7 separate regions of the Homo sapiens genome follow, and regions 1, 2, 3, 4, 5 and 7 are each linked to region 6. Evidence: chromatin contacts called from ENCODE Hi-C or POLR2A ChIA-PET data. All regions are on one chromosome and are shown on one strand. Each heading gives the region's core, a stretch centred on a gene start or an enhancer-like site at or near the end of the contact. The rest is flanking DNA. Distances are from core to core; before and after follow the strand shown.

Region 1 (4,185 bases), core at 691-3,190, 1.6 Mb before region 6:
GCAAGACCCTGTCTCAAAACAAACAAACAAACAAACAAAATCATCCTATGATCCAGCATCCCACTCCTAAAGAATTAAAAGCAGGGACTCAAACAGATACTGTGCACCAATGTTCATAGCAACACTGTCAACAGAAACCAAAAGGAAAACAAGCCAAATGTGCATCCGCAGATGAGCGAAGAAACAAAGTGTGTCCATCCATACAATGAAATAGGATTCAGTTATAAAAGGGAATCGAGGCTGGGCGCGGTGGCTCACACCTGTAATCCCAGCACTTTGGGAGGCCGAGGTGGCCGGATCACGGGGTCAGAGATCAAGGCCATCCTGGCTAACAGAGTGAAACCCCGTCTCTATTAAAAATACAAAAAATTAGCCGGGCATGGTGGCGGGCGCCTGTAGTCCCAGCTACTCGGGAGGCTGAGGCAGAAGAATGGCGTGAACCCGGGAGGCGGAGCTTGCAGTGAGCCAAGATCGCGCCACTGCACTCTAGCCTGGGTGACAGAGCGAGACTCTGATAAAAAAAGAAAAAAAGGGAATCGAGCATTAAAGTATGCTACATCATGGATGAACCTTTGCAATATTAAAATAACAGAAGCCAGACACAAAAGGTCACATATTGTGTGATTCCATTGATATGAAATGTACGGGATAATTAAATCCATAGAGACAGAAAGCAACTTGGTGGATGTCACAGGGACCTTTGTTTGAATCCCAACTTTGCCATTTATTGGTGGTCTAACCTTGAGCAGGGCATTTAACCTCTCAAGATTCCAGTTTGTTCATCTGGAGAATGGGGATGACCGTCAAGCCCACCTCAGCAGGGCATCGTATGGGAACTCTGAGCTTGGACCCGCTCAGCAGTGTTTTTTTTTTTCTTTTTGAGACGGAGTCTCGCTTTGTCACCCAAGCTGGAGTGCAGTGGCACAATCTCGGCTCACTGCAACCTCTGCCTCCTGGGTTCAAGTGATTCTCCTGCCTCAGCCTCCTGAGTAGCTGGGATTAAAGGCGTGCACCACCACGCCTGGCTAATTTTTGTATTTTTAGTACCGACTGAGTTTCACCATGTTGGCCAGGCTGGTCTTGAACCCCTGACCCTCCTCGGCCTCCTAAAGTGTTGGGATTACAGGCGTGAGCCACGGCGCCCGGCCCCTGCTTAGCACTTCTGTCATAGGCTCCTGTAACACGTGCCATTTCCAGTTGTTTTGTATCTGGATGTCACGTTAGACTGGACCCCATGTTGGCAGGGACTGCAACCGCTGTGTTGACCACTGTGCTTCTGCCCTGAGCACAGTCCCTGGCACGTTGCCGTCACAGTCTGGGAGGGGAGAATGAAGAGTGACTGCACATGGGTGCGGGGTTGTATTTGGGGTGAGGAGAACACTTTGGAGCTAGATAGCGGTGGTGCCTGCAGAACAGTGAATGTTTTAAATGCCACTGAATTATTCCTTTTATTTATTTATTTATTTTAGTTTTTTTTTGAGACAGGGCCTCTCTCTGTCACCCAGGCTGGGAGTGCAGTGGGACAATCATAGCTCATTGCAGCCTCAACCCCCACCAGGCTTAAGCCATCCTCCCACCTCAGCCTCCGGAGTAGCTGGGAACACAGGTGCACACTACCATGCCCGGCTAATTTTGTTTTTCTTTTTTCGGGGACAGGGTCTCACTATGTTGTCCAGGCTGGTCTCGAACTCCTGGGCTCAAACGATCCTCCCACCTCGGTCTCCCAAAGTGCTGGGATTACAGGTGTGAGCCACTGCACCCGGCCCGAATTTTTCACTTTAAATGGTTCATTTTACGTTACTTGAATTTCACCTCGATAAAAAAACAACAAGGCATCTGAAGTTGTCCACAGGCTTCACACAGCACGTGGAAAGGCGGGCCGGGGTGACTCACCCCTCTGGGGGTCAGGAACGCCGTTCTGGATAACTCGCATCCCCCTGGGGATGTGAGTCTGAGCTGCCCCGGCGAGCGCAGCTGTGTGCAGGGCCCGCAGTTCCTGTTTCCGTCGAGCCTACAGCCCAGAGAAGCGTGTGCTTCTCCCCACGGAGGTGGGTCTCCGTTTCAGGGTCAGACCTGAAAGCATCGGTTGCGTTTGCTGGAGTTGTTGTCAGCATGTTTGCCGCTTTGATTTAGAGGCCGGGATAAAGGGCGATTATCAAAGGACTGCATGTTCCCGGCATGGCCACGATGGGCCCCGGCAGTGTCCCTGGAGGCAGCAAGCTCACTGGACAGGAACAGAGGTGCCATTGTGTGTGGCTAAAGCAGCTAGAAAGTCAGTGCTTCTCTGCTGCACTGTGAGGCGGGAAGAAGATGTATTTCCACCTCGCGGGGCACCTCGTGTCCTGTCTGGGGGGTCTGTGGGCACCAGTGTCCACCCAGGTCCTGCTGCAGAAAGTGGGGAGGCCAGTGGCTCTGGGGCCCTCATTTGGATTTTTTGAGAATTCGTGCCTCCACGCTTTGTCCAAAGCTCTCCTGAAAACCCCTTCGAAAGTCAGGCACAGCCTAGTGAAGGTGCTGTTCCCACGGTTCATGTCATGTGGCCCTGGAAGGTCTCACTCGCTGCAGGTGACCGGGGGGCAGGAGGACATACAGAAAGGCTTCAGCCCACGACTGCCCTGGTGACGCGGGTCATGTCCTCACCCTCACGCCCCCTCATTGCCCCTTTATTTCTGGCATTTCCTTCCTCGGTGGGAGGCCCCCTCTCTGGTGCTGCAAATAAACACCAGACCCCGCCCATCAATCACACCTCTTCAGTGACACAATGACACCCTTTCTGTGCATCAGTGCCCTGTGCTGTCAGAGTCTCGTGACACAGATTCAAACTATTTGGGGATTCTATTTTGGCCAAGCACTGGCCAGTTATTTAACAGGTATGGATTATTTTAACCTTTGTAATTACTGCATAAAGCAGGTGTTACTAAATCCATTGTACGAATAAGGGTACTGACTCAGGTTGGGATTGGCCAAGGCAAGAAGCTGATTAGTGGTGGGGCAGGATTCAAATGTCTGAGTTACTGTTTTTTATACTGTAAGTTCAAAAAACAACAATAACAAAACAAAAACCAAAACAAACAAATAAAAATAAATAAGTAAACTGTAAGTTTAATAAGCTGGCCCTATAAGTAAACCAGTTACTGGAGGCATTCTCCCTCCAGAGCGAAAACAAGAGATTTCTGTGGCAGCTGTCGTATATTTGTAGAGATGGGAGTGATTTGGATAGATTGTTTAACGGTAGGCGCGGGGTCTTCACACAGCCCCTAAATCACCAAATGTGACTGCCTGGTCTACATGCACCAGAAGCTGCTATTTGACAGCTTTACTTAGCGAATGGCTTAATCACGGCATTTCCCCCTCGAATTGATGTAAAGGTGACTCCAAGAGCACAAATTCATTGAAAGTGTTTCTGCCACCATCCCCTTCATGTATACATCAAAGAAAATCAAGAGTAGGATGCCCCTGAGGCCATGGCGTGAGCTGGAATGCTCTTCTCCAACTCATGGTGTTGTCTTCTATATTAGTCTGTTCTCTCATTGCTATGAAGAAATACCTGAGACTGCATAATTTATAGAAAACAAGGTTCAATTGGCTCACGGTTCTGCAGGCTGTACAGGTCGCATAGCACCGGCAACAGCTTCTGGGGAGGCTTCCGGGGGCTTCCAATCATGGCGGAAGGCGAAGGGGAGCAGGCGACTGACATGGCGGGAGAGGGAGCGGCGGCGGGGGGCGCATTTTTAAACAACCAGATCTCATGACAACTCACTACTGTGAGGGATCCAACCCCACGACCCAAACACTTCCCACCACGGCCCACCTCCAACATTGGGGATTACAATTCAACATGAGATTTGGTGGGGACACAGACCCAAATTATTTCATCTTTTGTGAAGCCCAACCAGATCCCCCATCCCTGACACGAATTGCTCCTTCTCTGGTATTTCTCTCCTCCATTAGACTGTGAGATCCTTGAGCTCCGGCACTATATTTTAGCTATCCTTTTCAGTGCTCTTTCAGCGAGAAAAACATTAAAGAATGAAGAAAGGGAGGAAAGAGGAAAAGCTTCCAGAGGCTTACAATTCATTATTAACAAGATAATGTGGTGCTGGGCGCGGTGGCTCACGCCTGTAATCCCAGCACTTTGGGAGGCCAAGGCGGGCGGATCACGAGGTCAGGAGTTCAAGACCAGCC
Region 2 (4,104 bases), core at 385-2,884, 1.9 Mb before region 6:
TCAATTGTTCATGTCAGTGTGGGTCTACTTCTGAGCTCCACTCATCTATTTGTCTATTCTTAGGTCAATACCACACTATTTAAATAGCTAGCTTTACAGTAAAACTTGATGTTAGGTAGTGTAAGCTCTCCAACTTTTTCTTCTTTTCCTAAATTGTTTTGCCTATTCTAAGTCTCTACATTTCCAAATTTTAAAATTCATTTGTCAATTTATATTTGTTTTAAATGAAAGCCTATTGGGATTGTGTTGAAGCCATACTTCAGCTTAGGGGGAACTGACATATTAATACTGAGTTGTCCAATCCATGAACATAGTATATCTTTCCATGTATTTACATCTTCTTTAATTTCTCTCAGCATCATCTTGTGTTTTCAGTATTGATATTGAATATTTCCCATCTTTTATTAATCTGTTGCTAATTATCTTATGTTTTTTGACACTATTGTAAATGGAATTGGTTTTTTAAATATCAGTTCCCAAATGTTTGGTGCTACTATATGAAAATACAATTGATTTTTGTATCTTGACCTTTCTTCAGAAGTGTTTTAATGGGATCTGAAAGAAGAAGTGAGAGAGGTTTAATGAATCAGCCTGTACCTGAACAGGAAGAGAGAAAATGAACAGAAAGGGAACTGACATGCATCGAGTTCTCTATCTGCAAAGCACTCTGCTGGAAATTTTTCATACTTAATTTTCACAGCAACCCTGTGAAGTTGGTTGTTATCCATGTTTTACAGATAAGGAAAGGAAGTGCTCCAGGACCCCACAGGTAGCAAGTGGCAGCCAGGATTCAACCAGAGCTTTTGAGCCCTAAACCCTGCATTCCTCTCGGTATACAGCGCTGCCACGATGCCGCAGAGCAATAGCATGTCAAGTGCTCGCAGGATGGATGCATAAAGAGGTGGCAGCTTACATCAAAGCCAGGTGACCTCCCGTCCAGCTCCTGCAGCCAGGAGGTGTGAGATCCCTGGTGGGCACATAGAGCTAAAGTTCTCCCACCTGTTCTTTCTAGGGCTTAAGCTGCCATGAGCCAATAGGCATGGATGGATGTGATATCCACAGCATGGTGAGCCATGGGCAACAGGGGCATGACCTAGTCCTGACCACACTGGGCCAGCACCAGGCCGGCCATGCCTCCCCAGAGCCTCCCTGGTCTGGGAAGTTTGTGGGCAGGATAGCAGAGCTGTGAGGATCAGTTCCACCTTGCAGATGAAAGAGTACCCTGAGGCCCAGACAGAACCCAAGTGCTGAGCCCGAGAAGCGAAAATCAGCACTTGGGCTTTGTTCCCCAAACCTCTCCTAACATGAGCATCACCGGGGGCAATTTTTCTAAAGCAGATTCCCAGATAACTTCCCCAGAGTTTCTGATTCAGTAGGTCTGAGATGCGGCTCAGGAATCTGTGCTCTAAGCTGCCGAGTGATTCTTCCAATCAGGATATTCTGAGAAACATGAAGTTACTGCTTCCTTAAGGGATTAGGGAAAAACCTGCAGATTGGATGGGAATGAAACAGACCTCCTACCAGAAGTGAGGTAAAGGTCGAAGCCTGTGCTCAGGCAAGCGAGCTGCGTGAGTACCTAAAATGTGTAGGGGATTCCCTCTTCGATGAGTAAAACGGCCAGAGCTCGGCTCTTAGGAAGGTTAACTCCTGAAATGTTGGGTGGGGTCAGGGAGGGACGCCATGGAGAAAAGGGCTTGGCTATGACTCTCAAAGCCTTCAAAGGAAAATGCCCCCCTCTGGCTCCCCAGGATATGGCAGCACAAGACGTCCAGTGGGTAACTGGAAAGAAACCGTCCCAGGGCTCGTCACAAATCACTGCCCAACCAATGAATCACAGGTTATCTAGACAGGCTGAATTCACCACCTTTGCCCATTGGCCGCTTAGGTGCTGAGGCCGCAGGATCTGCCAGCACAGGACCATCAGTTCCCTCCCGTGCCTTATTTACATTTCATTTTATTATTTTTTTAAATTTTATTTTAGAGACATGGGGACTTGTGTCGCGCAGGCTGGAGTGCGGTGGCACAATCACAGCTCACTGCAGCCTCCACCTCCTGAGCTCAAGAGAGCCTCCCACCTCAGCCTCCTGAGTAGCTAGATTACAGGCACGTGTCACCACCCCTGGCTAATTTTCTTTTAATCTTTTGAGGCTGATGTTCTGGTACGTGGGAAAGGAGAGGGAAAGGGGCTGCAGAAGAGAATGAGAGAAAGGGAGGAAGGAATTGAAGACATTCAAGTGTGAGTGGGGAAATGCATAAAAGAGAAAAGGCTACGCAGGGCCAAGTGGACCCCTGAAAACACAGACACAGAGCAGGCACATGCTGGTGGTGCATGGCAGGGCGCTGTGCTGGGGGCTGTCCCGGCCTGGAGAGGGGCAGAGGGATTGCAGTTGACATGTCAACAATCGCTCCTGAATGGCAAGCCCGAGCCCTCCCCTCCACTCCTTCACTCCTGAAGTCCGGTCAAGAGGCTCCAGGCTCTTTTTTGTTACCTTTTTCCGCACCACTGGTTGCCCTGGCAACAGCCGCAGCTGGCCCGTCTCCCAAATCACAAGCTGTAATGAGAATCTCAGGCAGGTTTGTTCTGCTCTGCTGGCTCGCAGACAATAGGTGGAACGCTGGCCCACAGCTGTGGTTTCAGAACCTGTCCCCGAGGATGCCCCGCAAGTAAGGGGAGGGAACAGGGTCTGGGAGGAAAGGTGAGAAAGGGCTCAGCTAAGAGAGAAGGCAGCGGAGGAAACAGGAATGTCCTGGAACTTCCCTACCACCACCTCTGGGACAAACCGGCTGGATGGGAGTGCACAGTGGATGGATCCATAGCTGAATACACAGCAGCACCTAAAGGAAGTGTCTGCCCAGCCCCCAGCCTGCGCCTGCGCCTCCACTGTTCTCACCCAGCGGCTTCAGTGAAAACACGCTGTCCAGATCCACAAATGACCCAAAGCTTCCAGGGAGAGCAAATGTGCTGCAGGCGACAGAGCTGGTATTCATAAAAGAGACCATATTCGATTGGAACAGTGGGCGGAAACTAATAATTTTGAGAAAGATATAGGAAAAGTTGGCTGAACAGAAATTGTCTCGAGAGGCCGGGCGCGGTAGCTCAGGCCTGTAATCCTAGCACTTTGGAAGGCTGAGGCAGGTGGATCACTTGAGGTTAGGAGTTTGAAACCAGCCTGACCGACATGGTAGAACCCCGTCTGTACTAAAAATACAAAAACAAATGGCCAGGCATGGTGGCGGGCACCTGTAATCCCAGCTACTTGGGAGGCTGAGGCAGGAGAATTGTTTGAACCCAGGAGGTGGAGGTTGCAGTGAGCCAAGATCACGCCACTTCACTCCAGCCAGAGCGAGACTCCGTCTCAAAAAAAAAAAAAGAAAAGAAAAAAGAAATTGTCTCGAGAGTCCAAATCACTCGCAAGCTCAGTGCACATCAACAGGGACGCAGCAGCTTAGAACACAGACGCAAGCGGGAGGCACGTGTGCCAGTGTGTCACTGCAGCCCATTCTTTGCCTGGTGGCTGAGCACCCCTCAGGTAAAGTGTATGGGGTCTTAGAAGTCAAGTTGGTGGATGCAGTTTGAATTCAGCTTCCAGTATTTAAAATGTTTGTAATTGTATAAATCAGAGGCTGTGTAATGTTGGGGTCAAAAGCAGGAATGCTGGAGCCAAACTAACTGGGTGTGAATCCCAGTGTTTATAAGCTGTGTATCCTTGAGGAAGTTACTTCACCTCTCTGAGTGTCAGTTGCCTCATCTATACAATGGAGGCAATAGCACTGCCTCCCTCCTAGGGTTTCAGTGAGAATTGAGTCAGTGACTCTAGGTAAAACACTCAGAAGAATGCCGGCACACCGAAAGTGCAAATTCTGGTTGCTAATGGTATTAGTGACTCAGCTGTTGCTTTCAAAAGGTTGATGAGTTGTTTTTGCCTGGAGGGCCCTGGACTCGGAATGCCTGGCCACCCTCAATACTCTCGAACCTAAACTCCTAGTCACCCTTGTATGGTCAGGCTGTGTCTGGCCACTCCCGACAGGAGGTGAGTAAGAGGGACCAATGACCCTCTCCCCAGAGCAGCCCGAGGCCACATGCACCAGCCCATGGTGCTCCTA
Region 3 (4,002 bases), core at 989-3,488, 1.7 Mb before region 6:
AATAATGTGATTGTCCTGAATTGATATAATTATCAAAGAACATCTCAGAAAACTTAGGAAGGCTCACAGAGATTAAAGTTATCACAGCTACAAAATGACAGCAGAAACAGGTCTGATTTCTAGTTAAGTATGCATCTACCATTCATCAAAGAGTTCACAATCCGAATGAAAATTTAAACAAAGCTCATTATCTTAACTTGTTATATAAAAACACTTTCACCATCTTTGATACAAAGTGATGTGAACGAGGCTTGTGGAAGCCTGCATGATGGTGGATTTGCACTCACTCGTGCATGCTTAACTGACCTCAATTGTGAGCAAATCTGAAAGACCAGCAACAACCATAGAAAAACGGTGGAACTAACCGGCTCTTAAAACACGCTGGCAGCAACACTACCCATTCCAACAGGCAAAATCCACCACAAACTACTAAGCTCAGCTTGGAATCCCAATTAGGCACTTAAAAAAAAAAAAAAAAAAGCACAAAACCTGCAGTGGGTAGGGCCTATTCATTTAGGCATCCAACAGTCTTCCAGCTTTTCAAAGACAGACACAGGATTATTCCTGGATTGGTCAAACATAACGAAGTATTCAGAATGAATATTCTCTAATAATTGCATATAACTATAAACAGAAAAATGACAGACCAGAAAAACACGATTCTAATTCTTCACAAACCTTTCCTAAAAAATTAGCCAAATAAAAGTTCGAAGGTTTTCTCTTGCCTAGAGACATCTAAAAGTGTTATTTTGGGATGTTACCTGTAAAAAAAAAAAAAAAAATTGGTTTGACCCTGAGAGATTATAATAAATTTCAAAAAATTTGAAGTGGAAGTCTACATTAAATGACTCAGGAATTTGAAGTCAGAGTACATAGGATACACAAGATTTACATCAGTATTCATCTTAATTATGATCAAGCAGCCCAAAGTTAGAATTTCAAATTTCCCCAAAAATTGATAGTTAAAATGGTTTTCTCCAAAGTGAATTCTTTTGCAAGATGAACATTTAAAAAAAAAAAAAAAAGAACAGAAAAAGTACAAACTACAGAACCTGCCTGCGTTATCTACAGATTACCTAAAGTTCCCTTAGAAACAGATAACCAGGAAAATCAATATACCATGATATTAGGTACACCTTGCATTCATATATTACAATGCATTCTTCATGTTATTATCTTCCAACTCCCTGAAGAAAGCTTCGGAGTACAGAGAACTTGGCTTTTAGCAATCCATCACCAACCCAATTCTTAGGGGAAAACAGTCCAGAAGAGACAAAGGAGGCAGAGAACCCACCAAACAAAAGGAAAAGGCGGCGAAGGTCAGGTGCGAAAGCATTTGACGGACAAGTTTTGAAAAAACTCAATTCCAATTCTACAGATGCTCAGTAAGTGAGAAGGGAGGGTGGCTAAAAGGATTCAATAATACTTCTCATTAGCAGGGGGGAGAAAGGATTAAAAGACTAATTTCCACGTTTTCGCCAAAAATATAAGTTAATCAAGCCCTAGCAGTTCCGAAGCAGTGATTATCCAAGACTTGTCAGGAAACCCCGTACTCGGCTTTGGCAGCCAGACTGACCCGGGGCAGCGGCCGAGGCGGAATAGGAAATGCAACCGCGAGGCCTGCACCGTCCCCTCCGCCTCGGGTGCTGGTTTCCAACCGGGCGAGGTCACCGGCCCAAACCGGGGAGCGGGACCCTTGGCCCGGGCGGCCTTCTCCCCTCCCCTCCGCTTCCGCTGGGGGCAAGCGCAGAGGCCGGGCTCGGCCGTCACCCCGCCCCGAGCCTCACGGCCCGCATCTCCATTTCCCCGCCTGCCCCTCACACTGGGAGCCGCCCGCTCGCCCCGGGACGCGGGGCGCCCCTGAACCCGCCCGCGCCCCTAGCCACGACTCCCGTCCCGAAAACTACGGCTGACGGCAGAACGAGACCCCCGAGGAGCTGCGACCCGCGGGCCGTGCAGGAGCCGGGGGTGCGCCCGCCCCGGCTGCTCAGCCCCGGCCCCTCAGCCCTGGCGCCCACCGTCAGGCCGGTGCCCAGCACGATCACGTCGTACTCCTCATTCATGGCGGGGCAGGCGCGGACGCAGGACCCGAGCAAGGAAAAGGCGCAGGGGCTCCGTGACCACCCTACGAGGCTGGGAGGCGCTCTTGGGCGCGAAGGAAAGGGGAAGAGAAAGAGAGGAAAATGGAGCTGGCGACAAGGCGAGACCGACCGCCACCTCAGACGGGAAGAGAAGAACTGGGCGGGGAGAGGAGGGGAGGGAGCGAGGAGGGGAGGGCTGTGACTGAGCCTCCGCAGCCGGGGCGGGGCCTGCAGGCGCCGGGAGGGCCGCCAATCAGGCGCTCCCGGCACTCTAATTGGTTACGTCCCCGTCGCTCGCACAACTTTTTTTCCTTCCCCGCCTCTCGCGAGAGGAAAAGGGCGGGGCGTCGCCATTTTGGCTTCCGGTTCCCCTTGCGGCCTCTGCCACGGTGGTTCGGGAGGCGGCGCGCGGGCCGGGGTGGAGGTGCACGGAGCCGCGGGCGGGGACTGCTGGCCACCACCGTTCTGACTCCCGCCGTCGGGGCGGGAGCTCGCTCGGTCCAAGGTCCCAGAGCCGGATCGCCGCCCTTGGACTTTGAGCGGGCGCGTGCGGCGGCCACGTGGGCGAGGAGCGCGGGCCGGGCTGCCTCTCGGGGGTGGCGGCCTTGGTTCCTCCCGCGGGGCTGGGCTTGCCGGGGCCCGGAGCCCGCCGGGAAGAGTTCGGAAATCACACGTGTCCTTTTTCCCGCTCTGTGCCCTCCTTGTTTAGTGCGTTGCCGGTGGGCGCTTTAGGAAATTGGTAGGAGGAAAAGCGGCTTCTTTTGAAAAGGTAACCCTTAACAGAGATGAAAGTGAAAGCCAGGTTTCATTGGGAAGCCGATCTGCACCTACCGAGGGCTGTAACTTAAAGCCGCTGTAAACGTGGTAGCTGATCCTTGTATGCAAAGGTTTAGGCCCTAAGCTTAGAAACTGTTCCTTGCTTGCCTTCTACCCCGCTCCTCTTTTTCTAGAATTCTCTTAGGAATCTCTGGCTTCATTGAGGACACAGGTGTAAGCAGAAGCTGTGTTCTCAGCTCCAAGAGGCCGACCCCACGAAAGCCTAAGCAGGTGAATTTCGTAAAGACGTTGACAGTTGGAAAACCTGTGCTTTCAGCACGTGATAAATCTGCAGAGTCAGCAGACAATGAAGATTTGGCATTCAAGAACTCCTCAAATACTTCTCGATAGTAGCTATTCAGAGCCTGCCTTGATAGACCGAACTTGCTCATATTTAAATCATTAAGATAGAGGAAAGAATGTAACAACTTTTTAAAATGTTTCTTACCCCATAAATACTTGAAGAAGATATGTTATATTGGACCATGGATCTTTCTGGGGGGGAGGGGAGAAGAAAGCAAAAGTAAAGTTTAAATTTACATTCAACCTTAATTTGATTGTATATATTTGTGACCAAATGAATTAGTGCACAGTTGACCATACAACTGATTATGCAACAGTGAGTGTAACTGACTTTTCTTTTGGCTAAGCTAATGATGACTAAAGAAGGTCCTTCTGTTGCTCTGTCTTCAAGTCATCAGGGGGTCATACTACCTATATTTTTGAACCAATATGAAATAACCCTTTTTCTTTATTTTTCTGAGACAATCTCACCCTGTCGTCCAGGCTGGAGTGCAGCGGTGTAATCATGCCTCACTGCAGCCTTGATCTCCTGGGCTCAAGCCATCCTCCCACCTCAGTCTCCCCAGTAGCAGGGACAAGAGGTACAGGCCACCACACCTGACTATTGGCCCTTTTTTTTTTATTAGCAATAACAATAAAGAGCTTTTTTCACAATTGCCATCAGCCTCTGGCTCTTGAAGAGAAATTTAAGCATGTCAACTGAATTATGTTAACCATGTTTTAGGTGAAGACTATTTTATCGATACTCAAGAGTTGTGAGAAACTTGAAGACACTGAGATAAGGGAATTGAATTTAAGGCTA
Region 4 (4,232 bases), core at 1,268-3,767, 1.5 Mb before region 6:
AAAAAAATTAAACATACACCTGCCATATAACACAGCCACTCTACTCCCAACCATTCTCTACCCATGAGAAATGAAAACATGTGTCCATACAGAAACCTGTATGTCAGTGTTCATAGCAGCTTTCTTTGTAATAGTCCCAAACTGGAAACAACCCAAATGTCCCTTAACAAGTGAATGGCTAAACAAATGATGGGCTAGCCATGGGTAGAATACTACTACTCAATGGTAGAAACTAATGAACTACTTATACAAATTACAACATGGATAAATTCTCAGGATAATTACTGTCTGTGAAAAAAGCCAAACAAGAAAGAGTTCCTACCGTGTAATTCTATTTATAAAAAATTTTAGAAAGTGCATCAAATTGCCTGGGAGATGGGCGAGGTGGGAGATGAGGACTGTGCAGGGCATGAGGAAGTCTTTGGGAGTGATAGTTGTGTTCACTCTTGGTGGTGGCAGTGGTTTCATGAGTATGTATGCATTTACCTCCAAACTTATCAAAGTGTGCAACTTCAATATATGCAGTTTATTGTCGGTCAATTATACCTCAATAAGGCTGTTAAAGGGAAAAAAAACAACGGCTGGGCAAGCTGGCTCACGCCTGTAATCCCAGCACTTTGGAAGGCCGAGGCGGGCAGATCACAAGGTCAGGAGTGATCACCATGTTGGATCAGCCTGACCAACATGATGAAACCCCGTCTCTATTAAAAACACAAAAGTTACTGGGCGTGGTGGCGATCGCCTGTAATCCCAGCTACTCAGGAGGCTGAGGCAGCAGAATCGCTTGAACCCAGGAGGCGGAGGTTGCAGTGAGCTGAGATCGCGCTACTGCACCCCAGCCGGGGTGACAGAGTGAGACTCCGTCTCAAAAAAGAAAACAAGAAAGAAAGAAAAAGAAAAAGAAAAAACATTGAGAGCTTTGGGAAGGGAAGGTAGCAACATCTTTCTAAGGTCAAAGGGCAAGGCTGTGCAGCTGATGAGATCAGAGATCTCACAGTGGTGCTCCCCTATCCACTCAGTCTTCAAGGAAGACACCTCCTCTCTGCTGGGCTTTGACTAAGGCTGCATTTCACTTTCATATTGTGTAATCCAGCTGCCCCAGTTGCCAGCTATGGGGTCCTGTGACACTGCTAGCCAACTGGGAGGAACCAACCGGTCACCAACTAACTCTGCTTCTCAGATGTGGGGGGAAATCCAAGCATCAGAGTCTCATGAAAACGAAACTTCAAGAAGCCTCGCAGAGCTGGGGTGGGGGTGGCAGAGGGTGGGGGGGCGTTCAGGCCACACCAGGCAGCAGCAACTGTGCGTGGAATGGCTTTGGCCAGGGCCTGGGCAGACTGGCCCGACTGGATGTAAATTATTCAGGGTCTCGCTTAAAAACACACACAGATCATGGCGTTACTAATTCCTATAGAGAGTCCATGGATGGCCTTCAGTGGGGCTTTGACCCCAAAATCATATGCACATTTTGTAACTATGTTCATTCATGCATTTTTCTGGGGGCCGGGGGTTCATAGCTTTCATCAGACCCTCCAAGAGCTCCCTGACTATAAAAAGATAAAGAAGCGCTGACAAGGATAGAGCTAGACCCTGCTACTGTTTTCCTCCTTCCTCTGGCTGCCGGGACAAAACCCCTAGGAATCGCTCATTCCGTCCTCCCTGCCGAGATCAGAGCTCCGCGACCCGCTTTCTTCTCGAATACACCAAGCGATCACAGATCTCTTCCCCCTTTTTCTGCGAGTGTAGACTCCAGGCTGGCCCCCACTCCCCACCCCCATCCGGTCCCGACCGCCTCTGCTGGTTTCCTGATCGCTTAAGAATTGGAAGTTGTTTCCAGGTCCCCAGGTGTGCAACTTGCCCGACGCGTTTCCCCCTGGGACACAGCTCCTCCCCACCCTCCCAGCTCCCACTGACATAATTTACTTTTGCCTGGGAGTCGGGAGGAGTAGTTTCTCCCGGACCCCTCCGAGGACCGCGTGCTATGCAACACCCGCCCTGCAGTCCAGGCGCCTGGGAGAAGCGCACTCGCCCGTGTCTCCAAACTGCTGGACGCCGCCGGCTCCGCGCTCCCGTGGCCAAAACGGGCTTCTCAGAACTGCTCCTGACCTCGGCCTCGGAGACCCCAGCCAGGCCGCCCGCTCCCTTACGTGGGTGACCCGGGCGCAGCGGCGGCGCTCTCCCTGCGACCCCGGCTCCCGGCACGTGTCCCTCCTGCCCGGCGCCGCGTCCCCTCCCCGGCCTGGGCCTGCGCGCACCGCGCTCCCGAGGGCACCGACGCCCCCGCACGGCCCGGGGAGATGGGGCGCCCGGTTCCCTCCAGCTCCACGTCCCGGCCCCCTTCCAAGTCCCGCCCGGGCGCCCCTGCTCCCAGCTCCCTACCCCGCGTCGCCGGCGGCCGGAGCAGCAGCAGCAGTAGCAGCGCCGGGAGACCGAGGGTCCGGCAGCCGCGCGCCCGCCGCGGGGCCATGGCGGCAGCTCCACAGGACACCGCTGGACTCCCCGGGCGAGCGCTGCCCAGGCCGGGGGGAGGTGGCGAGCGCTGCTCTGGGACCTGCCGCCCCGCCAGTCGCATTCGCTTTCGCTTTTGCTTTGGCCCCCGAGGGCTCGGAGAGGTGCAAAGCGGTGACAGATCCGTGACTCAGCGTCCCCACCCCTGCTGGGGAAGGAGCCCCGCCGGCCGCCGCGGCACCGCACAGCCACCCCTGTCCCCGGGACGCATGGGCCGTGCCCGGTGGGGACCCAGGACCTTACCCACGCAAGCCCGGGAGCCTCCCGGTCCTCCGCGCTCGTCGTGCTCTGGGACCTCCAGTGTGCACTCGGTCCGGTGTCCCCACTGCGAAGAGAGTGGGCAAAGTCATCGGAGAGCAGACTCTCTCCAGCCCTCTCTGCGGCTCGGATCCACTTGACCTCGCCCGGCGCTGGTCGCCTCCAGCTGCTCCGCCTTCGGCTTTCCTGGTCTCCCTCCGCGGCCCTGCGCTCGGTTGTGAGCGGCCGGCCTGGGTGAGTGCCCGCGGAGGTGTCGCCGCGGTGCGGAGGCGCGGGCACCTGCCTGGTGCGCTCTGGCCCGGGCGGAGCGCAGCCCCCGCCACCTGCTGGCTCCCGCGGCCCCCGGCGCCCGCTGGGGCCCCAGCTCCGCCACTTCGCCGAATTCCTGCTGCAGCTTTGCTCCCCTAGAAAATGCCTCATCTTAGAAGGAGAGGGGGCGGAGGGGGGAGAAGGGGGAGAGGAGCCACAGTGCTTCACCTCTGAGCCTCGCTTCCTTAGGTTCTTCCAGGCTGCCATCCTCCTCTTTGGCTGGTGGGTTTTTTTCTTTCTTGGGGTCTCAAGTGAAGCCTGAGAACCGGGTCTGTAAGCTCCCAAGTGCAGATTCTCAGGTCTAGCGGTGACATTGGACAGGACGAGACATCTCCAAGCCTCGGTCATTGCCTCTTAAAATCTCACAACGTGTTTATGAGGCTTTTGTGACATACTTGCAAATTCTCTTTGAAAACGAAATAATCTGTACAATAATCCCCCAAGACACAGGTTTACCTTTATAACAAACCTGCACTTATAACCCTGAACTTAAAAGTTAAATAAAAGAATTTAGGGCCGAGCGCGGTGGCCACTCCTGAAATCCAAGCACTTTCGGAGGCCAAGGCAGGTGGATCGCCTGAAGTCAGGAATTCGAGACTAGCCTGGCCAACATGGTGAAACCCCATCTCTACTAAAAATACCAAAATTAGCTGGGCATGGTGGCGGGCGCCTGTAATCCCAGCTATTCAGGAGGCTGAGGCAGGAGAATCACTTGAACCCAGGAGGCTGAGGTTGCAGTGAGCTGAGATCGCACCACTGCACTCCAGCCTGGGCAACACAGCCAGTTCCTGTCTCTTAAATTTAAAAAAAAAAAGTAGAAAGAATAATGAACCTACCATCCGGCAGTGACCACACAAGGTCCATTCTTTTTTTCTAAGCAGGAATAGCCACCCTTACTCCAACTGGGGAAATCCCACATTATTCAATTTCTCTCAATACTTAATAATAAATCTCAAGATGATAAGATCAAATTTAAAAATTAACAATATTCCTTAATATTCTCAAATATATTGAGGGTTTATTGAATGCAGGCTAAGCATAGCATGTATACAATAGAGCATTTTTTATTCTATGGACATTTATGAAGTAGAGATTTCTCCATTATTACAGACTCTTTGTAAAAGTTTTTAATGGCTGCAAATTATCATAGTTTAACA
Region 5 (4,008 bases), core at 393-2,892, 1.8 Mb before region 6:
GGTTACAGTAAACAGTAAACACAATGACTGAATCTCTTGGTATTACCAGCACAGTGCTTGACTCATGATACATGTTCATTAGCACTTAATCTCTCTCATTGGTACAGTCATATGTCACTTAATGTTTCAGTTAACAACAGACCACATATCCAACAGTGATCTTATATGATTATAATAGAGCTGAAGAGTTCTATTGCCTAGTGATGTCGTAGCCATCTTAATTTCGTACAGCAACACATTACTCATATGTTTGTGGTGATGCTGGTGTAAATGAATCTACTGCACTGCCAGTCATATAAAAGTACAGCACACATGGCCAGGCGCAGTGGCTCCACCGTAATCCCAGCCCCCCAGTGGGACAAAATGGAGGTGAAGACAATGATGTTGATGATCCTGACCCTGTGTAGGCCCAGGTTAATGTGTGTTTGTGTCTTAGTTTTTAACAAAAAAGTTTAAAAAGTAAATTAAAAAAATTTTTAAATAGAAAAAAACTTACAGATTAAGGATATAAAGAAAATATTTGTGTACAATGTGTTTGTTTTAAGCTAAGTGTTATTACAAAAGAGTCTTAAAAAGTTTTTTAAAAGTTTTAAAAAGTTAAAAAGTTACAGTAAGCTAAGGTTAATTATGAAAAAATTTAAAAAAATAAATTCAGTGTAGCTTAGGTGTACAGTGTTTATAAAGTCTACAAGAGTGTACAGTAATGTCCCAGACCTTCACATTCTCATTGCTCACTCACAGACTCACCCAGAGCAACTCCCAGTACTGCAAGGTCCATTCGTGAGAATGCCTTACACAGGTGTACCATTATTTTTCATACTGTATTTTTATTGTACCTTTTCTATGTCTAGATATGCTTATACAAATACTTACCATTGTGTTATAATTGTCCACAGTATTCAGTACAATAACATATAGCATGGGTTTGTAGCCAGGAGTAATGGGCTATGGCTTATGGTGTAAGTATGTAGTAGGTTATGCTTCTAGGTTTCTGTGATGTTCACTCAAGGACCAAATTGCCTAATGAGGCATCTCTCTCATAAGGTGTCCCTACAGTTAAATGATGTTTGCATGACTATTTATCATGGGCAAGGGTAAACCTGAATTTATTGATGGTCACCTTAGCTCTCTGTGCATGTGTTATAAATTTCTAGAGATGCTTTCCTAGGGGGTAACAGCCACACCTACTATATGGATTAAAACAAGGGCAAAATTTCCAAAATGTCGCATTCGGGCCAGACAAATAAACTGTTCTTGCAGCAGCACCTGGGGAATGAAACGCTGAGAAGGGAGAAGGCGCCCGAAGGCGACCACGTGGGCCACAGCCACAGCACTGTAGGTCAGCCGAGAGAGCGTCTCCCGCCTCTTCCCAAGGGCATCTTCCGCCTCCTGTCAAGGGTCGGCAACGCGAGACACCACGCGCTCGTTGGGATCGGCCGCCTAATCAGGAGCGAGCTGTGGCCTTACGCCTGCGCAGAGGGGAGACGCGAGCGCCGCGTGGACGCTGACCTCGGTCCGCGCCTGCGCCTTGGTTTCTTCCCGGCGATTGGTTCCCATCTCTGAGGGAGACGCCTCACTTCAGTTTTCACTTTCTTTTTTTGCCCCCCCCTCCCCTTTTCTTTTCCTTTGGCCGCGAGGTTTTGCTTCCGGTTGCTAGCGCCGGTCAGAGAGAAAGTCGGCATGTTCTCGCAGGCTGCCGGGCGTCCCGGGGTTGCCTCTTGCCCGTGACCCTGACGGGAGACAGAGCGCGGGCGGCCGCGGCGTCCCTGTCAGCGCCCGCGGCGAGGACCCCGGGGCTGGGGCGGACGGCGTGCCCCTGAGGGGGGTCCCCGCGGGAGCGCGGAGCCGGCGACTGGTGCTTCCCACGTGCGCCGGTGTCGCGAGGGCCCGGGAGGACGCAGAGCACGGCCGGGAGAAGCATGGGAAGGAGGCCGAGCCGGGATCTCAGGTCCTCGGGGGCGGCGGCCACGCCAAGGACGGGTAAGTCCCTCCTCGGCCTGGGCGCCCGGGAACCCTGCGAGGAGGACGGCGGGTCCCCGAGGCCGAGCGCTCGGGCAGCTGCCGGGGCTTGGCTGCGAGGGTCGACGCGTTCTCCTTGCCTTTTGCCGCGCTCCGGGTGAGGGGGTGGGAGGGGTCGGCGCCTTCTAGATGACTCAACCTTCTGTCCTGCGCTACAACCTGTGGCCGCGCTCGGTGTCGCCGGCAGGGAGATCCTAACCGTGTCATCTTGCCCCTTTCTGAGGCGTTTCGTTTGCGTCGCCTGTCAGGGGACAGCTGCGTCCTCAGGGATATGCTGATAAGTTCTTGGCTGAAGTTTCCGTCTTCGGGTTTGCACCGGCTGGGAAATCATTTCCTGCGGGTTCTGCGTGAAGCCTGCTGCTACTCGAGACTTCATGGCAATGCGCCACCTTTTCTTTTTAGGGTAAAACAGGTCTCTCCGAAGGGAGGGTCATTTCAGCAGCAAGCGCAAGCCGCGTTGGGATAACTTGGTGCGAGCAACACAGAAGTTTGTCTGAAGGCGGCGCCAAGCAGCGTTTCGTGGGAGAACTGGGTTGATGACTGAAATTTTGAGGAAGATTACTTTGGGAATTCTCAAGTTTCTCTTAGTCGCTTCTTGTCTATTTGAAATCTGTAACTTTAAACAAACCACGCTTACTCTTCCTTATTCTCCCTGTAAGGTACAATTAGAATAGAAAAGTTTATGAAAGTGTATCCAAAACTTAAATATGTGGCGTACAAGTGTATGGTATTATTGGAATGGCATTCGCGATCCTAGAGTCTACAGTGTTCCCTGAATAAAACTAGGGGTGAGCCTGGCGGTAATCCTGCCTAGGAGGTTTATAGCAAAGCAGTGTCCCCTAACGGTGCAAGAATACCCTTCTGTCGAAAAACTGCCTTATAGGAATGGGTGACTGTATGCGGTATGTCCTGTACTGTACATCAATAAATAACTAAGCCAGGCCAGAAAAAGGGTGACAAAAGGTCCACAATTATGTTAAGGAAGACCAAGACGGTATATTTGAAGTTTTGTGTATACAGAACATTTGCCCAAATGTAACTAATTTTTTTAAAGGGAGATTATAAGCATCTCCTGTGGTCCAAACATAGTTGTTAAAATGGGTTAAAATCGGTGAAGTGCCTAAGAACTTGACTGAGACATGGTGTTTGTTAAATACAGTATACTATCTATTCAGTAAAAATAGATCAATATGGCATGTATTTATCAAGTGAATTTCATTTTTCTGTTGGTAGACATTCAAGTTATTTTCAAGATATCCCTATAACTGACAATACTGCAGTGATTATCTCTTGCTGTTATAAACAGTGCTTCAGGTGGTCATGATAGTATTTCTGTAGAATTGACTCCTTATGAGAGTGCTGGATAACCATGTTGCTAAATTGCCCTGAAATGATTGTACCTTTTTATGTTCACTCGCTCAAAAGATGTGTTTTTATCTCCATGCTAGCCAGCACTGGATGATAATGGTATTTTTAAAATATCTTAGCCACCTAGTAATTGAAAGTAACATTCTGTTTTAATTTTTATCTTCCTTGGTGAATACAAAAGTTAAATCTTTTTAGGCAGGTCATATCATTTGCTGATGTTTTTATTGAGTCTGAGCTCTCTTTTCTTTCGCCCATGTAACTATTACTGTAGCATTTTAATTATCATAGTTTTATAATATATTTTGGTACTTTCTTTTGAAAAAGAGCTTTGGGTTTTTCTTTTGCATTTTTTCTTCCAGAAGAAATTAAAACTATCTTTTTAAGTCCTATAGAAAATCTTGGGATATTGTTTGTGATGGTGTTGAATATATAATCTGAGAAGAGACATTTATTTGAGTTTTTCCTTCTAAGAGAATATGTACATCTCCCTTTTCTTTAAAAATTTTTTATTGTGAAATATGTCATTAATATGTACTGACAAAGCGTATCTGTGTAATAAATATGCTTTTTGTCAGTACATGTTAATGGTATATTTCATAACAAAAATTAATAAAAGCTTTA
Region 6 (4,062 bases), core at 1-2,500:
TCTCACTATCCATAAAAATGAACACAAAAGGGATCAAAGACTTAAATGTAGGTGCTAAAACTGTAAAACTGCGAGAAAAACACAAAAACATAAGTCTCCATGACCTGAAGGGTTAGGCAATAGTTTCTTTTTCCCCAGAAAGTCTGGCTGACCTTAAAAGAGCCTGCTTCACACAGCATTAAAGATCTGTTTCACACCTGATGCATTACTCTTGCAATAGGCAGGGCTGTCTATGCTATCCTTGTAACATAACTCTTGCTGTGGCTGAAATGAACACACTTAGGCGGTGTACACACACACATACACACATACAGCATGGTCGCAGCCACTCATAAAGCCTGGATCAGTCTCTTCAAATCCTACATGGGCTTCAGCCTAGATAGTCACTGGGAACAGCAACCTCTCAGGGTTAAGCCAGGAACACTACAGTCATGCTGATCCTGAAACTGTTTCAAATATAGCCTGGAGTATTTAATACCTTTATAAACGGAAATGAAACTGGGTTAAAATAACGACCCAAACCAGATGGCGCAAATGTTCTGTTCTCTTCAGAAACTGAAAGAGGAACAAAAAAGAGACTCCTTCCCAAGGGAGCAGGTGCAGCTGCTGGGGAGCATCGGGGCTTTTCCTGAGCGCTGCAGACACCTACAGCCTGGGACCACGTGCTGCTCAGAATGCTCATTCTCTGATTTGTAAGCAATTAATATGGCTGTGACAGCAGCAATCCGGACACAGCAATGCAGAATTCTCAACACAATTCTACTTCCTAGCTCTAGTATTTGCTGAAATGTGCAACAACATGTTCTATAAATCAACTAAAATTTGTTGAGTGTTTACTGTGAGCCAGACACTGTTGTACCAGTATTACTGCAGTAACTCATTTAATCCTTACAACAATCTTACGAGATGGATTCATTTTTCCAAAAATGTACATTGAAACCTAAGCAAGTTAAGTAATATGCCCAATTCATAGAGCTTCTCACCAGAGTTTGGATTCAGGTCATCTGACTCCATAAGCCAGGTGTTTAGCCCTTACTCTCTTTTGCCAAACTGCTAGAATTATAAAAAAAACTGCAAAATGAAATCATTCATTCCTTGGTGTATTTGTTTTCTATTGTCACATTACCAGAAATTTAGCGGCTTTTAAAATAACACAAATTTATTTACTTACAATTTTGAAGATCAGAGTTTGGGGCTAAAATCAAACTGTTGGCAGAGCTTCATTCCTTCTTGAGGCTCTAAAGGAGAAGCTATTTCTTTACCTTTTGCAGCTTCTAAAGGCCGCCTACGTTCGTTAGCTGGTAGCCCCCTCCTCCATCCTCAGAGCTCGTCACTACAGCCTCTGATTTTGCCTCTGCATCTCCTTTCTCACCCTGACTGTCCTGCCAGTCTCTTATCAGGACCCTTGTGATTACACTGGGTCCCACTGAATAATCTGGGATAACCTCCCCATATCAAGTTCCTTAACTCAATCACATCTGCAAAGTCCCTTTGCCATCTAAGGTAACAGATTCACAGGTTCCAGGCCCTGGGATATGGACATCTTTTGGGGATGGTCATTATTCTAACACAAATAAGGAACTAATAAGCCCACCCATGTATCTGCATCATATGTTTCTTAAAAAGAAAAAGAAAAGAAAGAAGAATAAAACACAAGTCTGCAAGTTCATAAAGCACTTAGAAACTATCGGTGGTCAATATGGGGGTCACGTGGAATTGTCCACAATGTCTACTTCTTGGTAGGTTTGTACAAAATCAACAACTGTGAAAAGTTTCACATTAAATTCAAAATCAATAGCAGAGAGAGTTGAGAAAATCCCAAATATGTGGAATTAAACAATACATTCCTAATAACCAATGAATCAAAGAAAAAAAATCACAAGGGAAATTTGAAAATACTTACAGATGAAGGAAAATGAAAATACAACATACAAAAACATATGGAATGCCACAAAAGCTGCTCATAGCAGCAGCATTATTCATTATAGACAAAAAAAGTGGAATAATTCAAATGGCCATTAAATGATGAATGGATAAACAAAATGTGGTATATTCAAACAATGGAGTATTATTCAGCCATTAAAAAGGAATGAAGTGTTGAGACATGTTATGACATGAATGAACCTTGAAAACACCCTGCTCAGGGAAAGGAGCCAGGCACAAAAAGCCACATATTATGATTCCATTTATATGCAATGTCCAGAATAGGCAAATCCATAGAGACAGAAGGTAGGTTAGCAGTTGCCAGGGGCTGGGGGGAGGGAGGAATGGGGAGGACCTTGGTGCCTCACCAGAGCACACACCAGCTAACCTGTGATGGCCATGTGGCATGAATGAGAAACAGACATTTGCTGTTTTATTTAATTTTTTAATTTTTTTTGGGGGAGGGGGACAGAGTTTTACTCTTGTCACCCAGGCTGGAGTGCAATGGCGTGATCTCGGCTCACTGCAAACTCTGCCTCCTGGGTTCAGGTGATTCTCCTGCCTCAGCCTCCCGAGTAGCTGGGACTACAGGAATCTGGCACCACACCCAGCTAATTTTTTTTTATTTTTATTTTTAGTAGAGATGGGGTTTCACCATGTTGGTCAGGCTGGTCTTGAACTCCTGACCTCAGGTGATCTGCCCACCTCGGCCTCCCAAAGTGCTGGGATTACAGGCATGAGCCACCGCGCCCAGCCCATTTGCTGTTTTAAACCAGTGAGATCTGGGGCCTTGTTTATTATCATGGAATTCTAGTCCGTCCTGATTAACAGAGGGTAATGGATAACCCGAGGGCATTTTTCCAATATCCCAAAGGGATGGATAATTAATTACGCCCCCCCCCCCTTCTATTTGGAAATTTCACTGCAAGTTCTTCTAAGTACTCTTAGGACAGGCAACAGCTGAGTGGTCCCGATGAGCCCAGGACATCTCTGATTATTTGAATGGACTTCTCTTTCCCCTCCAGGTGCAGCTGGCTGTAGCAGAATGTGGTTTGAGAGTCCCAGCAGCGCCCTGAGGCCTCTGCCTGCTGAGTTCCTCCCATGAGTCTTCAGTCTCCAAGAACTGAGCTCTACTCTCACGGGCCCCAGCCTCACTCACAGGGACCCTCCAGTCACCTTTTTTATTTTCTATTTTTATTTATTTTTTTGAGGTGGAGTCTCGCGCTGTCACCTAGGCTGGAGTGCAGTGGCGTGATCTCAGCTCACTGCAACCTCTGCCTCCTGGGTTCAAGTGATTCTCGTGTCTCAACCTCCCCAGTAGGTAGGATTGAAGGCGTGCGCCACCACGCCCGGCTAATTTTTGTATTTTTAGTAGAGATGGAGTTTCGTCATGTTGGCCAGGCTGGTCTCGAACTCCTGACCTCAGGCAGTCACCTCCTTTAGATGATGGCCTTTCTTTGGGGGTTTCTCTGTTGTCCCCACCTCTGCCACTGTCCCTGTATTCTACCCTGCCTCCCTAATCTACCCACCCTGGACTAGACTGAAAGACCTGGACCTGGATTGAATGTGGAACATCTCTTACCGGACTTGGTTGTAGGAATATGACCATGCATTCATTGCAGATGCAAGTTAAAGAAGAATATTTTAAATATTGTTGGCTTAAGCCAGGCGGCAAAATATTCAAACATAAAATCTCAGATGCAGCCAAATCAGAACAGCGTGTTCTGGTGACGCGTTTCGGCAAACGCAATCATTCACGGGCTCCTCTGAGCCTAATTAAGCAAAAGCCCAGCTGGGGGCTACAGGAAAAACAACTGTGGATTCTACCTTCATTGCAACAGGTTACAACTGCTGATTTATGCCTCTCGGCAGGAACAACTGGCCCTGGGCCAGGGAGATCACGGAGGCAGCCAAGGAGCCCATGGGTTGCCCCCCTATCCCGGTCCACCCCACGGTGAGGACAGTGCCCTCAGTCACCAAATGCTCAGGATTTACATGAAGTGGGGTAGTCAGAAACTGCAGAGAGTCCATGGAAAGATAGGGGTCACCTCTTGGGGACAGCCAGGACCAGCCCTGCACTGAGTCAACACTTCTGCTGTTCTGCCCCTGAGCCTTTGCTCCCCCATCTCTCGCCGGTCG
Region 7 (4,150 bases), core at 1,210-3,709, 1.4 Mb before region 6:
TAAGTGTCAGGACTATATCTCCCTCATTTTTGTATTTCCTATAGTGTTGAGGGGCAGATGGGGTATGGATAGATGTTGAGAATGGCGTGAAGGAGTCCTTATGGGACTCTAGTTCCCCTGCTCCCTCCAAGACCACTCAGACCCTTGGATAAGTCACCAATAGCTAGAAATAACACGAGTTTACTTGAAATGTGTCTTCCAGAGGCAGAGCATGATTAATTGTCAAGATTTTCCTGTTCTTGGCTTAGACTGAGTTAGCAAAGACCCTGTGGATGTAGAAATCACATTGAAAAACCTTCCTAAAAGTATGCCCTCTTTATAAGAACGGCACGATGGACTCTGAGGACTCAGGGGAAAGGGTGCGAGGTGGGTGAGGGAAAAGAGACTACGCACTGGGTACAGCATACATGCTCAGGTGATGGGTGCACCAAAATCTTACAACGCATTGGGTACAGCATACATGCTCAGGTGATGGGTGCACCAAAATCTTACAAATCACCACTAAAGAACTTATTCATGTAACCAAACACCACCTGTCCTCCAAAACCTATTAAAATAAAACACATAGGTCAGGCGCGATGGCTCACACCTGTAATCCCAGCACTTTGGGAGGCCATGGCTGGTGGACCACAAGGTCAGGAGTTTGAGACCAGCCTGACCAATATGGTGAAACCCCATCTCTACTAAAAATACAAAAATTAGCTGGTCGTGGTGGTGCACGCACCTGTAAACCTAGCTACTCAGGAGTCTGAGGCACGAGAATTACTTGAGCCCATGAGGTGGAGGTTGCAGTGGACTGAGATCACGCCACTGCACTCCAGCCTGGGCAACAGAGTGAGACTCTGTCTCAAAAAGTAAAAAAAAAATAAATAAAAATGTAATAAGTAAATAAAATGCCCTCTTTAAAGACACTCCTACATCTGGGCCAGTACACAGCCCAGCATGACTGGGCACTTCCCCTAAACAAGCAAGCAGACTCCTGAAATGCATCATTATGTTTCATTTCTTAATAAATTCTTTCTACAGCCAGTTAGCATTCTACTTGTTGCCATTATAGACTTTCAAAAAACACTATAAACTTTCTTATCTGTCTTCCTGAGTAAGCAAAGGGAAGACATTATTAGAAAATTCACACTCAATTAGGAAGAGTGGTTTGAGGTAGAAGTTGGTGGTTTTTTATTTCTTTAAAAAAAAATATTGGCCAGGCACGGTGGTTCATGCCTGTAGTACCAGCAGTATGGGAGGCCAGGGTGAGTGGATCACTTGAGCCCAGGAGTTCAAGACCAGCTTGGGCAACATGGCAAAAACCCCATCTCTACAAAAAAATAAATTAACCAGGTGTGGTGGCGTATGCCTGTAGTCCCAGCTACTCAGGAGGCTGAGGTGGGAGGATCGCTAAGCCTGGGAGGCGAAGGTTGCAGTAAGCCAATATCGCGCCACTGCACTCCAGTCTGGCTGACAGAGACAGTGTCAAAAAAAAAAAATCTTCGAGAAAATCCATTTGAAACAAGGAATGAAATTTAAAATTTGCATATATAAACACGTATACATATACATATCATGTATATACATAGGATTATGAGAAGTAGTAATGTTCTAAAAGTGAGTATGCATATTTTTAAAAATTTCTGTAAAGTTGCACTTGTAAGGAAATTCCTAGGTGTTATTTCCTAAGACGTAAAAGCAGTGTATACATCCTTGAAGCTAAACTTTTCTGAGATCTTAAATTCTCCCAGTGTTTGATATATGAGTACTCATGTCTCCAGCAAATTAACCTGAACTTAAAGAGCTTCCTGATAGCTTCTTAGTTGGGGGGTGGGAGTGCAGAGAATAAAAGGAAATTCATTGAAGAATAAAAGATAATTTCTTGAGAAACCTGCTCATCGGGACCCTGTTAACATCCAAATATCCCAAATATCATGCCACACTATTCTTCCCAGAATTAATTGTCAAGGACTGAGAAGGACAGGAGAACCTAATGCTATTTCAGGCTCTCTTGACAGACCAAGGAACAGTGAGGCATAAACTGGGGTCCCCGTGGGTCACAGGCAAGAGGTGGAACCCAAGATTCAACTCCCTTCTTGGAACCATCTACCTGGGGACTCCCTCTGGTTCTGTGGCTGGGAAGAGGGATGCCCATCAGCCTTCCCGGAATTCCGGGGGCACCCACAGGCCCTTACCTGCCTGGCAGCCAGGCACCATGATGAACGTGAGCAGTCCCCACATCAGCAGGTATGAATCCATCTTCCTGACCCTTGGGACCAGCCGGGGCAGTGAAGCGGAGGTCTTTCTCTGCAGAAGGCCCAGTTGCCGTCAGCCTCTTTTTGGCATCGCGCCGGAGGATGTGGGATGGGAAGATCGGTCCGCCTGGGCTGTCACCCTTGTGGGTCCATCCAGTCTCTATCGGAGTCAGGAGTTGCTCTCTTTAAGTATTGGGCTGGCGTGTTCAGCCAGGAAACTGCCTAGCACTCTCTTCTCTCATCTCAAATATAGGAAGTGTTTTTTTTTTTTTTTTTTTTTGATGACAATATAGTTTGCGGTAATTTTTCAAACCAGGTTTTTTTTTTCAAGTTCAATTGCTGGAGGTGTGGGCTGGGGTTGATGAGAAGGATTGAACTTCATTTATGAATCCTTTCTTCAGCTACGCCCATAAAAGGAGAGGGAGATTCCCCTGCCGTTGAAGGTAGGGTGAGCAAGCACTTCTTGGCAGTGGTCTCACCCAGCACTTCATAAGCTGAGTCCTCCCCTCAGGGCTGTAACGTCCTCAGGAGTCAGCCGGGACCACCTGGGATGAAGGAGCAAAGTCCTGACAAGATTCTGGTCAGGCAGCCTCCAATATTCAAATAATGGAGAAGGATGCGGCGAACTGAAGGATCCTGAGAATTCATAAATAATTCCCCAAGGCTTATAACCTGTACTAGCCATCATCATTTCACCACAGTGCCCTGGGCTCCTGAAAGTGCATTGTCATTTTATAAGGTGTTTTGCTTCCAGATTTCTTTCTCTTAAAGGATCATGCAAAAAGTGGGCTTTGGTTTTAAACTTTGGATTATTTTGTAAAATTCAGTCTTGCTTATTTATTGATCAGAGCTCTCTTCTGATTATTATGAAATGGTTGAGTGTGTTTTGCTCCCTGGAAATTTGTCTAAGACTTAAAGCCATTGCATAGTTAGAGCAAAACACAATTTTTTAAATACTAGAAAGCAAGCAAAGATATTAACAAAAAGAAAACCCTCCGGGCAAGCCAAGGAATTCAGGGTTCCAAAACACATCACGTTGACTGGGCCTGGTGGCTCATGCCTGTAATCCGAGCACTTTGGTAGACCAAGGTGGGTGGATCACCTGAGGTCAGGAGTTTGAGACCAGCCTGGATGACATGGTGAAACCACCGTCTCTACTAAAAAAAAAAAAAAAAAAAAAAAAAAAAAAAAATTAGCCAGGCGCAGTGGCACACGCCTGTAATTCCAGCACTTTGGGAGGCTGAGGCAGGCAGATCACCTGAGGTCGGGAGTTTGAGACCAGTCTGGCCAACATGGTAAAACCCCATTTCTACTAAAAATACAAAAATTAGCCAGGCGTAGTGGCGGGCGCCTGTAATCCCAGTTACTCAGGAGGCTGAGACAAGAGAATAGCTGGAACCGAGGAGGTGCAGGCTGCAGTGAGCTGAGATTGCGCCACTGCACTCCAGCCTGGGCGACAGAGTGAGACTTCCATCTCAAAAAACTTGTCAAAATATGACAAGATTCTCTTAAATTCCACAGCAGGTATAACTTCCTCTCTAGGAACGTTTCTCACTCTGCGGGCAAGTGCTCCAGTAGAAACTCCTAGTACTCCCACCAAAGTCACGCTCCTTTCTTCTTGGGCATGGGAGTAGAATGCACTTGCTGCCTCTCCTGGAAAATAGCTTATGCTTTAAGTAGTTAATGTGGATTGTCATTATAAAATATTTAAATTTATGTTAATGTCTTTTTTTTTTTTTTTTTGGAGCGCAATGGCACAATCTTGGCTCACTGCAACCTCTGCCTCCCAGGTTCAAGTGATTCTCCTGCGTCAGCCTCCTGAGTAGCTAGGATTACAGGCACGCGTCACCACATCCAGCTAGTTTTTGTATTTTTAGTAGAGACGGAGTTTCACCATGTTGGTCAGGCTG

The links. A loop is a pair of places that touch in the nucleus more often than their neighbours do. ChIA-PET counts read pairs that join two places held with the same protein, here RNA polymerase II (POLR2A). Pooled maps may share reads with other maps.
Region 1: a loop to region 6 is called in a map with no recorded cell type, with 5 times the contacts of the local background. The contact joins the enhancer-like site here to the promoter of LINC02642 in region 6. A Hi-C loop is called at or near these places in 2 of 37 single-sample maps with no recorded cell type and 2 of 50 pooled maps.
Region 2: a loop to region 6 is called in a map of OCI-LY7, with 7 times the contacts of the local background. The contact joins the enhancer-like site here to the promoter of LINC02642 in region 6. A Hi-C loop is called at or near these places in 1 of 168 maps with a recorded cell type or tissue (OCI-LY7), 3 of 37 single-sample maps with no recorded cell type and 4 of 50 pooled maps.
Region 3: a loop to region 6 is called in a pooled map, with 6 times the contacts of the local background. The contact joins the promoter of GDI2 here to the promoter of LINC02642 in region 6. A Hi-C loop is called at or near these places in 4 of 37 single-sample maps with no recorded cell type and 4 of 50 pooled maps. POLR2A ChIA-PET finds 5 or more read pairs at or near these places in 1 of 52 experiments (OCI-LY7).
Region 4: a map of B cell shows a loop between it and region 6 (6-fold over the local background). The contact joins the promoter of IL15RA here to the promoter of LINC02642 in region 6. A Hi-C loop is called at or near these places in 1 of 168 maps with a recorded cell type or tissue (B cell), 7 of 37 single-sample maps with no recorded cell type and 6 of 50 pooled maps.
Region 5: a map of B cell shows a loop between it and region 6 (6-fold over the local background). The contact joins the promoter of TASOR2 here to the promoter of LINC02642 in region 6. A Hi-C loop is called at or near these places in 1 of 168 maps with a recorded cell type or tissue (B cell), 4 of 37 single-sample maps with no recorded cell type and 5 of 50 pooled maps.
Region 7: a map with no recorded cell type shows a loop between it and region 6 (5-fold over the local background). The contact joins the promoter of IL2RA here to the promoter of LINC02642 in region 6. A Hi-C loop is called at or near these places in 1 of 168 maps with a recorded cell type or tissue (B cell), 18 of 37 single-sample maps with no recorded cell type and 5 of 50 pooled maps. POLR2A ChIA-PET finds 5 or more read pairs at or near these places in 1 of 52 experiments (activated naive CD8-positive, alpha-beta T cell).

The regions. Positions count from the first base shown.
Region 1 is chr10:5,838,476-5,842,660 of GRCh38, forward strand. No RefSeq gene overlaps it. Among named protein-coding and RNA genes, the nearest start is that of TRV-TAC3-1, 13 kb to the right of the region's middle. RefSeq lists enhancers at 1,549-1,848, 2,059-2,238, 2,519-2,568. Within about 2 kb of position 1,941, at least 9 of the 41 ENCODE cell types and tissues checked have a DNase peak (open chromatin) inside an H3K27ac peak, as active enhancers do.
Region 2 is chr10:5,581,222-5,585,325 of GRCh38, forward strand. No RefSeq gene overlaps it. Among named protein-coding and RNA genes, the nearest start is that of LASTR, 13 kb to the right of the region's middle. RefSeq lists enhancers at 2,183-2,711, 3,318-4,104. Within about 2 kb of position 1,635, at least 7 of the 41 ENCODE cell types and tissues checked have a DNase peak (open chromatin) inside an H3K27ac peak, as active enhancers do; they include OCI-LY7, where a contact is called at or near this core.
Region 3 is chr10:5,811,196-5,815,197 of GRCh38, forward strand. GDI2 (GDP dissociation inhibitor 2) reads right to left here and starts at 2,239. Exons shown (of 11, transcript NM_001494.4): 1 at 2,019-2,239. The coding sequence starts at 2,063. It overlaps LOC124902367 (a long non-coding RNA gene), which reads right to left and starts at 2,002. Exons shown (of 2, transcript XR_007062041.1): 1 at 1,120-2,002; 2 at 1-761. RefSeq lists silencers at 1,520-2,059, 2,200-2,469, 2,530-2,709 and enhancers at 1,661-2,253, 2,254-2,846, 2,910-3,009.
Region 4 is chr10:5,975,026-5,979,257 of GRCh38, forward strand. It overlaps IL15RA (interleukin 15 receptor subunit alpha), which reads right to left and starts at 2,518. Exons shown (of 7, transcript NM_002189.4): 1 at 2,380-2,518. The coding sequence starts at 2,467. RefSeq lists enhancers at 772-1,041, 1,172-1,251 and silencers at 2,142-2,521, 2,612-3,281.
Region 5 is chr10:5,683,196-5,687,203 of GRCh38, forward strand. TASOR2 (transcription activation suppressor family member 2) reads left to right here and starts at 1,643. Exons shown (of 22, transcript NM_001321783.2): 1 at 1,643-1,980. RefSeq lists enhancers at 1,197-1,436, 1,577-1,686, 2,307-2,486 and silencers at 1,737-1,996, 2,037-2,086.
Region 6 is chr10:7,471,599-7,475,660 of GRCh38, forward strand. LINC02642 (long intergenic non-protein coding RNA 2642) reads right to left here and starts at 1,251. Exons shown (of 4, transcript NR_184109.1): 1 at 1,172-1,251. RefSeq lists enhancers at 390-589, 600-699.
Region 7 is chr10:6,059,908-6,064,057 of GRCh38, forward strand. IL2RA (interleukin 2 receptor subunit alpha) reads right to left here and starts at 2,460. Exons shown (of 8, transcript NM_000417.3): 1 at 2,181-2,460. The coding sequence starts at 2,244. RefSeq lists an enhancer at 2,171-2,220 and a cis regulatory region at 2,213-2,843.